2 separate regions of the Homo sapiens genome follow, and region 1 is linked to region 2. Evidence: chromatin contacts called from ENCODE POLR2A ChIA-PET data. All regions are on one chromosome and are shown on one strand. Each heading gives the region's core, a stretch centred on a gene start or an enhancer-like site at or near the end of the contact. The rest is flanking DNA. Distances are from core to core; before and after follow the strand shown.

Region 1 (3,651 bases), core at 886-3,385, 410 kb after region 2:
CCACAGTAGAAAAATGAGAAAATAGAGAAAACCACACAGAATAAGATAAAGCCAATTACAATCCCGTCCGCACCCCAAATACCCACCGCTAGCATTTGGCTGTAAACCTTTCCAGTCCTGTCTCTCTGGGTAACTGCCTTGTTGGCTCCTGACGTCATTGCTTTTTCTCCCCTGCCCTTTCATGTGTCGATGGGAGGAGGTCCATTGTCCCTCACCCCTGGATGCAAACATTAGCAAATGCATGGCCCCAGCTCCTTCTCTTAGGTAATAGCTCGTGGCCACGCTGGGTTGCAAACACAGTCTTAATTTGGTCTTCAGAATATTCAGCTTGTGGAAGATCAGAAATGTGCCGCCCCAAAATGTGCACCTTTTGGCATCAGGCTGTTGAGCTGCGGGCAGTTAAGAAGAAGCAGGTGCAGGAAGCTCTGCACTCCCTCTGTTTGCCTAAAAGCAGGACATAGATTTGTAGAGACAGAAGCTGTCCCACTCCCCTTTCTACCACGGAGCAAAGCTGAGCCACTGAAGACACCTTTGCACCCTTGTGGGCCTGAGGCCAGCTCCAGAGGCATCCACAAGAACAGGTTTCCCCAGCCAGCCTGCACCCGCCAGCTCTGTGCCTCTCCAGGGGGCTGCACCCAAAGTCCTTTCCCTTTGTCTTGTGACTTCTCCAAAGATGTACTGTTCTCTGTGGAAGATGCAACATGATCTGGGATTCAAAGCCATCTCTTTGAGAACCAGGCATTCCCTGGGTGCTTCCTGTGCACATAGGCAACGTGTATGCTGGCTGGGCCTAATCCCAGCACTTTGGGAGGCCGAGGTGGGCGGATCACTTGAGGTCAGGAGTTCGAGACCAGCCTGGCCAACATGGCAAAACCCCGTCCCTACTAAAAATACAAAAATTAGCTGGGTGTGGTGGCGCACGCCTGTAATCCCAGCTACTCAGGAGGCTGAGGTAGGAGAATTGCTTGAACCTGGGAGGCAGAGGTTGCAGTGAGCTGAGATCCTGCCACTGCACTCCAGCCTGGGCAACAGAGCGAGACTCCATATCAAAAAAAAAAAAAAAAGAAAGAAAAAGAAAGAAAGAAAGAAAAGAAAAAGGCAGCATGCATGCTGATGCACGTCTGCCTTTCTCTTGTTAATCTGTCTTTTTGTTCCAGGAGGCTGTTCCAGCTGAGAACTTATGAGTATTGTAGGAACAAATGAGTTTTCCACCCCTACAAGCCCATGATATTTAATCATATCTCTCAAGGGAACTAGGGGTTGAATCTTCTCCCTTCCCCAGCTCAGCCTGCTCCAGTCCAGAGGCTGCAATGGGAAGGGGATGGGGCGGATGATCTGCCCCAGCCCTGGCAGAGAGAGGGGGTTGGGGGGAAGGAGGTGGGAACCTGCTAGGGTGGTCCTCACTCGCCTGGACAGCTTCCCCTCTTGGCTTCCAAGGGCTCCTGGAAGGTTCCCTGCTGGGCTCTGGGTCCCTGTGACCCTGGGGGATGCTCCTCAAATCCTGAGTAGTCCCATGTGACGTCCAGCAGAAGCCCCCCCGAGCATCCTTCTGGGCACTGCCCCATCCCCTTCCAGACGGCCCCACTGGTAGGGTCCTTGGGTAGCCCCTTGTGATTCTCTCTCTGGTCTGCAAGGAACACTCCCATCTCCTTGCCCTGACACACAAACCTGGGCCTGTAGGGCTCCCGCTCCACCACCCGAATGGCCACAGCCATTTCCTCACCATGGAGATGTTTCTGGGGGAGGCAGACCCCTGGCCCCCTCACTCACGCATTTCCAGGCTGGGCCAGGTGTCCATGCTTTGCATTTCTCTGCTGCAGGAGACACATTTCAAGGCTCTCTGCAGGGGGTCCCATGAGTTCTCCTGATGCAGAGACAGAGCGGGGACCCGCCTAGGGGCCTGCCCGCACCCACCCCCCAACCACAGCATGGAAATAAAGGAAAAGTCTTGAGTTCCTTCAGGAGAAATTCCAGGCACTAGCTAGCCTTGGAGAATAAATGAGCAGCCGGATAAGCAGGAAGATAGCAACAAACAAGATGAGAGCAACAGGAGCCTCCCAAGCAAGCCAGAGGAACAAGGTGTTTTGGTTCCTACAGAAACTAAAGATAACATCTTCACATATGTTCTCGAGTTGTTTTTCAGAAACCCCCACTGCCAGCCTCTATCCTATAGACCTCAGATGTGGGGAACCGAGGGCGGCACTCTGACTGCCGTTCTTTGTTCAGAATTTCATCCTGAGAGGCCTGGAGAATCATGCCCATGGCCACACTGAGGTACAGCCTCCATGTATGGGTTTACAACTTTACCTGCAATGCACCCCTCGCTTTCCTGAAATGCATCCCTGCCTTTAAAAACCCTTGCCTGTGCTCACGCCTGTAATCCTGGCACTTTGGGAGGCTAAGGTGGGCAGATCACTTGAGGTCAGGGGTTCAAGACCCACCTGGCCAACATGGTGAAACCCCGTCTCTACTAAAAAATACAAAATTAGCCAGGCGTGGTGGCAGGTGCCTGTAACCCCAGCTACTCGGGAGGCTGAGGCAGGAGAATCGCTCGAACCCAGGAGGCGGAGGTTGCAGTGAGCCGAGATCATTCCACTGCACTCCAGCCTGGGCGACAAGAGCAAAACTCGGTCTCAAAACAAACAAACAAACAAACAAAACCCCTGCTTGTGAGCCGTCGGGAGTTTGGGTCTTCAGCCTTAGCTGCCTGTTCCCCTCGCTTGGCGCCCCGCTGTAAGTGCCCTTTTTGAGACAGCTGGGGAAAGCAGAACAGGGACGGGGGAAGGGTCCCTGTTTTCCTTACACACCATGCTGACTGCAGCCATACTCAGCCATGCAGCCCTGTAACCACAAACGCTTCCTTTCACAAAAATAGGCCAAGTAAATCTAAAACACACAGAGTGCTTAAACCACAAATGTCGTGGCTGTTAACAGTAGGGACTCTCCACAATCCCCAAATGCACATCCCCAGCAAGGTCCTAGCCCGCCCTAACTGTACCTTTGCTTCATTTTAATGGTAAACATCATACCCCGGATGGAAAGTTGAGATGCTAATGAGACATGCGTCGCGTGAAGAAGCGTGACAGAGACTGTGCAGTCATGATGGACAGACCACCCTAAACATGCAATGATGTCATCTGGAGGAGGCCGGAAGGAAAATAAATCAACAGTCCGACCAGCTTTGGGGAGCCAGCTGCAGGTCTCTTCCTGTACTGTCCCCCTTGCTGCTCCAGCTGAAAGCCCTGATAAACTGCCTTGCTCAAGCCCATCTTAGACTCTCGGTCAACTTCTATTTTCTGAGGGTCCACTGGCTGGGAACGCTGTGCTCTTGGAAACTCTCCCTTCTAGGGTTCTGGGAGAGGGTGAGGGGGCTCAAGAGACCGGGGCGGTTCTCCTTCATCCTGCTGTAAATCCTGCACCTGACAGGGCAGGGTCCCTGGTATCTATAGCATCATCTCTCCAGCCAAAACTCAGCCCTGCTCTAACAGCCTGAGACAGTGCCCTTTCTAAATACAGTGCTGTGATATGATGGCAACTCACATGTATCAAGCATTCACTGCAACAAACACTTTGAGGGATTAGCTCGCAGAACCCTCACAGCCCTAGGAGCTAGACACTGCGTGCAGGAGAGGTAACTGACCCAAAGAATGC
Region 2 (3,667 bases), core at 88-2,587:
AGGCTGGAATGCAGTAGTGCAATCACAGCTCACAGCCTCGAATTCCTGGCCTCAAGCTATCCTCCCACCTCCGCCTCCCAGAGTGCTGGGACTACAGGCGTTAAGTCACCGTGGCGGGGCAAGCACCCTTTGTTCTAAGAGTGCTGGACTCCTGATCACTGGCAAGCTGTTTCACATTGTTCTGCAACTTTTGGTGTATCCTTTGACAGCATCTGTGGAGACCAGATACTTATTTTGTTTTCATCCCGTTAGCCCCCCAGCAAGGTTGGTAGGGGGTGCGCAGATGGAAAAGCTCCAGGAAGGGAAAGGCTGGGGCTGGAGGCCTCTCCCTGAGGCTGCCGGGCCCTTCCCTCCTCCCAAACCCAGACTTCGCACGGCTTGGTCCGCCTTTCTTAAGCTAAGCGAAATCGTTTTGCGGCTTCTTCAGTCACCGGAACCACCACCTGCTAGAGGCCGGCTCCCAGGTTCTCCTCGTGGGACACCCAGGAAAGTGCCTAGGGAGGAGGAGGGAGTGGAGCGCAGGACGCGGCGCGGGGAGGAGAACGCGGATGGAGCCAGGAGTCACCCCTCTTTCCCTCGGGCGCCCGCCTCTTCGCGGATCGCGCCCGCACTGGGCTTATCCAGACACGGCGAGCGGAAGCCGGGGAGAAGGGAGCGGGCGCGGGGCGGACAGAGACCGCAGCGGGCGGGAAAGGCGACTGGCCGCGGCCCGACGGAGGGTCCCCGCGAAGTTGGAAACCGGAGACTTGGGCCCCTGCCCAAAAAGCAGAATCTGACGTTACCGAGGGAGAGTTCCCGACAAAAAAGGAAGTTTTTATCTGCTTCGGGGACCCAGCCAGATTTCGACAATAGAAAGTGTACTTATCAGGCCGGGGAGGACTTCACCAACAAGGGGCACCGGGGCGGGTCGCCAGTGCACAGGGGCGAGGTCTTCCTTGGACCCAGGCAAAGGCCGCGGGGTCCGGGCAGCGCGAGGTCAAGGCTGGGAGAGGGTTCTGGCGACAAAGGGCCGCGGCCGAGTCCTCGCTGAGAGCTGCCCCAGAGGGGTCCACGCGGAGGTTGGGCTGAGGGCTGCGGGCCGCCGGGGAGCCCTGGGCTGGGGACCCTCCCCGCGCCCTGGTCGCCCCTGCGCCCTCCCGCTCTGCGCTCGGCAGCCCCTACCTGGCTCCGGCCGCTGGCCCCGGGTACCGCTGCACCGCCGAGAAGTACAGGGCAAAGAGGAGCCCCGAGCAGGCAGCCGTGAGCAGGAGCAGCAGCCAGAAGAACGACCCGCGCGGGAGCCCCATACAGCCCCGGCCCGCGAGCGCCCCGTCCGCTGACGTCCCAGGCAGAAGGGAGAGAACCGGGTGGGCCGGGTGGCACTTGCGGAGGCGGCCGTCTTGCCCTGCCCCGCCCTGCCCGCCGGGTGCCTGCGGCGCCTGCCCGCCCGGCAGCTCCCTCTCGGCCCCGGCTGAGTGGCCAGAGGCTGCCGCACCCTCGGGAGCTGGGCGGCGGGTCCCCCGGGGCTGGAGTGTCGTCCCGGCGCCCAGAGCGCGCGCTCCTTTGGCCCTGCCCCCTGCCCGGGGGACTTCGGCAGCGGCCACTCCTGCCACTGCGCTCTCTCCAGAGCCCAGCCCCGGGAGGCCGCCAGTCTCGGGTTGGGCAGGGCGCTTTCCTCGCGCCGTCCGGGGCTAGCTAGGCGCGGGTAGACGCCGCCACCTGCTGCGCTGGCTGCGCTCTGCCCTCTGCGGGCCCGGCACTCGGCCTCTAGACTCTGTGGCGGGTGGGCGGCGGCCGGGAGGAGATGTGCCCGGCTCCCTCCAAAGGACCCTCAGATCTGTCAGTCTGCGGACGCCAGGACAGCTGGGAGGGGGCGGGCAGGGTGGAGGAGCAAAACCCGACAGCTCAGTCTCTGGGCTGGCGGTAGAGGGGGGAAAAGGGGGTGAGGTGGGGAGCTTGCCGTGATGGGTTTCGTGGGGGAGCTAAGGCTGTCAGCGCTTATTTGGTAACCATCCAGGGTGGCCAGTCCCCTCAATCGCATTGAGTTCCTTTCACAGAACGAGGCCAGTCAGAGAGACCACCTGAAATGTTCAGCACAACGGGTTCCCAAACTTATTGGCACCAGGGACTGGTTTCCTGGAAGACAATTTTTCCACGGAGGGGGGTGGGGGTGGGGGGGTTGGGGATGAAACTGTTCCACCTCAGATCATCAGGCATGAGTTAAGATGCTCTCATAAGGAGCCCGCAACCTAGATCCCTGGCATGCGCATTTCACAAAAGGGTTCGCACTCCTTTGAGACTCTAATGCCGAGGCTGATCTGAAGGAGGCGGAGCTCAGGCGGTAATGCTCCTTCCCCCTCCACTCACCTCCTGCTGCGATGCCCTGTTCCTAACAGGTCTCGGACCAGGCTTGGGATTGGGGACCCCTGGTCTAGCAGGCTCCAGCATCAGAAAGGGCTGGGAAGCTCAGCACCCGTGCTCTCTAAGTGGAACACTCCCTGGCAGTGAGTGATGGATGAGATGGGTGTGCTTCAGTGGCCACTGTTCGGCAAGCTGTGACATGCGGCAGGCTGTGACATGCCCCAGACTCCCAACTGTCAGCAGGCTGCAAGGATGAGAGGGACCTAGGCTACCGTGTCACGGGCCTTTGGCTCTAATCTGTTCTTCATGTATCCGAGGAAGTCTGGGTGCAGCAACAGGTACCTGTCTGATTGCAAGGCTTCCCGAAAACCTCCCAGGGCCTGGGCCTGTGGTCAGGAATGGCCATTCAGTCCATCCAGTCTCAGTACTCCTACCAAGTCAGGGTCACTGGAGGTCACTCACATTGGGCCAGTTCTTTCCTTCACCCCAAGACTGCTCAGCAGAGCCAGACTCATCTTGCTACCCCGCAGATGGGCACTACTTGGAATTTATGGTGTCACGACTTTCATTTCAATCTTTATGGGTTTACTTGTCAAAATTCCTGTAGATGTTACTTATCCCCTGATCACTGGCTTCTCACATTTCCTCAGACCTTCTCTCTGTGCCCATAAATATCCCTCCTAGCCCTTGCTCTCAGTAAGTGCCTTACCCTCTACTTCATGGAGAAAAGGAGAATCATTCATTAGTAATTTATTCAACTTCCACTTACAAACCTACAAACTTGGCCCCCACACACAGCCCAGCCTCTCCCTGCCGGGACTCTAGTCTTTTTTTTTTTTTTTTTTTTTGAAACAGCCTGTTACCCAGGCTGGAGTGCAGAGGCGTGATCTCGGCTCACTGCAACTTCCACCTCCCAGGTTCAAGCGATTCTCCTGCCTCAGCCTCCCCAGTAGCTGGGATTACAGGAGTGCACCCCCATGCCCAGCTTTTTTTTTTTGTATTTTTAGTAGGGATGGGGGCTTTACCACGTTGGCCAGGCTGGTCTCAAACTCCTGACCTCAGGTGATCTGCCCACCTTGGCCTCCCAAACTGCTGGGATTACATGTGCGAGCCACTGCGCCAGGCCTCAGGACTCCAGTCTTAAGAGCTGGGGAGAGGGTGCTCTCCTCCTGTGTGGGAGTTAACCCCCTATCTGTGTTAATAATCCAGGTCCACCTCCAATGCCTTAAATGGCAGTACTCCCCTCACACCAAGATCTCCTATCCACCCACCTGGAGTTCTCCTTCCTCCCATCTTCAGCCTCACAGGACCTCCAGGGTCTCCATCC

What was found. ChIA-PET counts read pairs that join two places held with the same protein, here RNA polymerase II (POLR2A).
Region 1: POLR2A ChIA-PET joins it to region 2 with 16 read pairs in activated T-cell. The contact joins the enhancer-like site here to the promoter of ST6GALNAC2 in region 2. POLR2A ChIA-PET finds 5 or more read pairs at or near these places in 2 of 52 experiments (activated T-cell and activated naive CD4-positive, alpha-beta T cell).

The regions. Positions count from the first base shown.
Region 1 is chr17:76,995,341-76,998,991 of GRCh38, forward strand. No RefSeq gene overlaps it. Among named protein-coding and RNA genes, the nearest start is that of SNHG20, 91 kb to the right of the region's middle. RefSeq lists enhancers at 1-400, 2,571-3,111, 3,067-3,146. Within about 2 kb of position 2,136, at least 5 of the 41 ENCODE cell types and tissues checked have a DNase peak (open chromatin) inside an H3K27ac peak, as active enhancers do.
Region 2 is chr17:76,584,523-76,588,189 of GRCh38, forward strand. ST6GALNAC2 (ST6 N-acetylgalactosaminide alpha-2,6-sialyltransferase 2) reads right to left here and starts at 1,338. Exons shown (of 9, transcript NM_006456.3): 1 at 1,162-1,338. The coding sequence starts at 1,286. RefSeq lists silencers at 1,095-1,434, 1,485-1,774 and enhancers at 1,643-2,324, 2,325-3,005.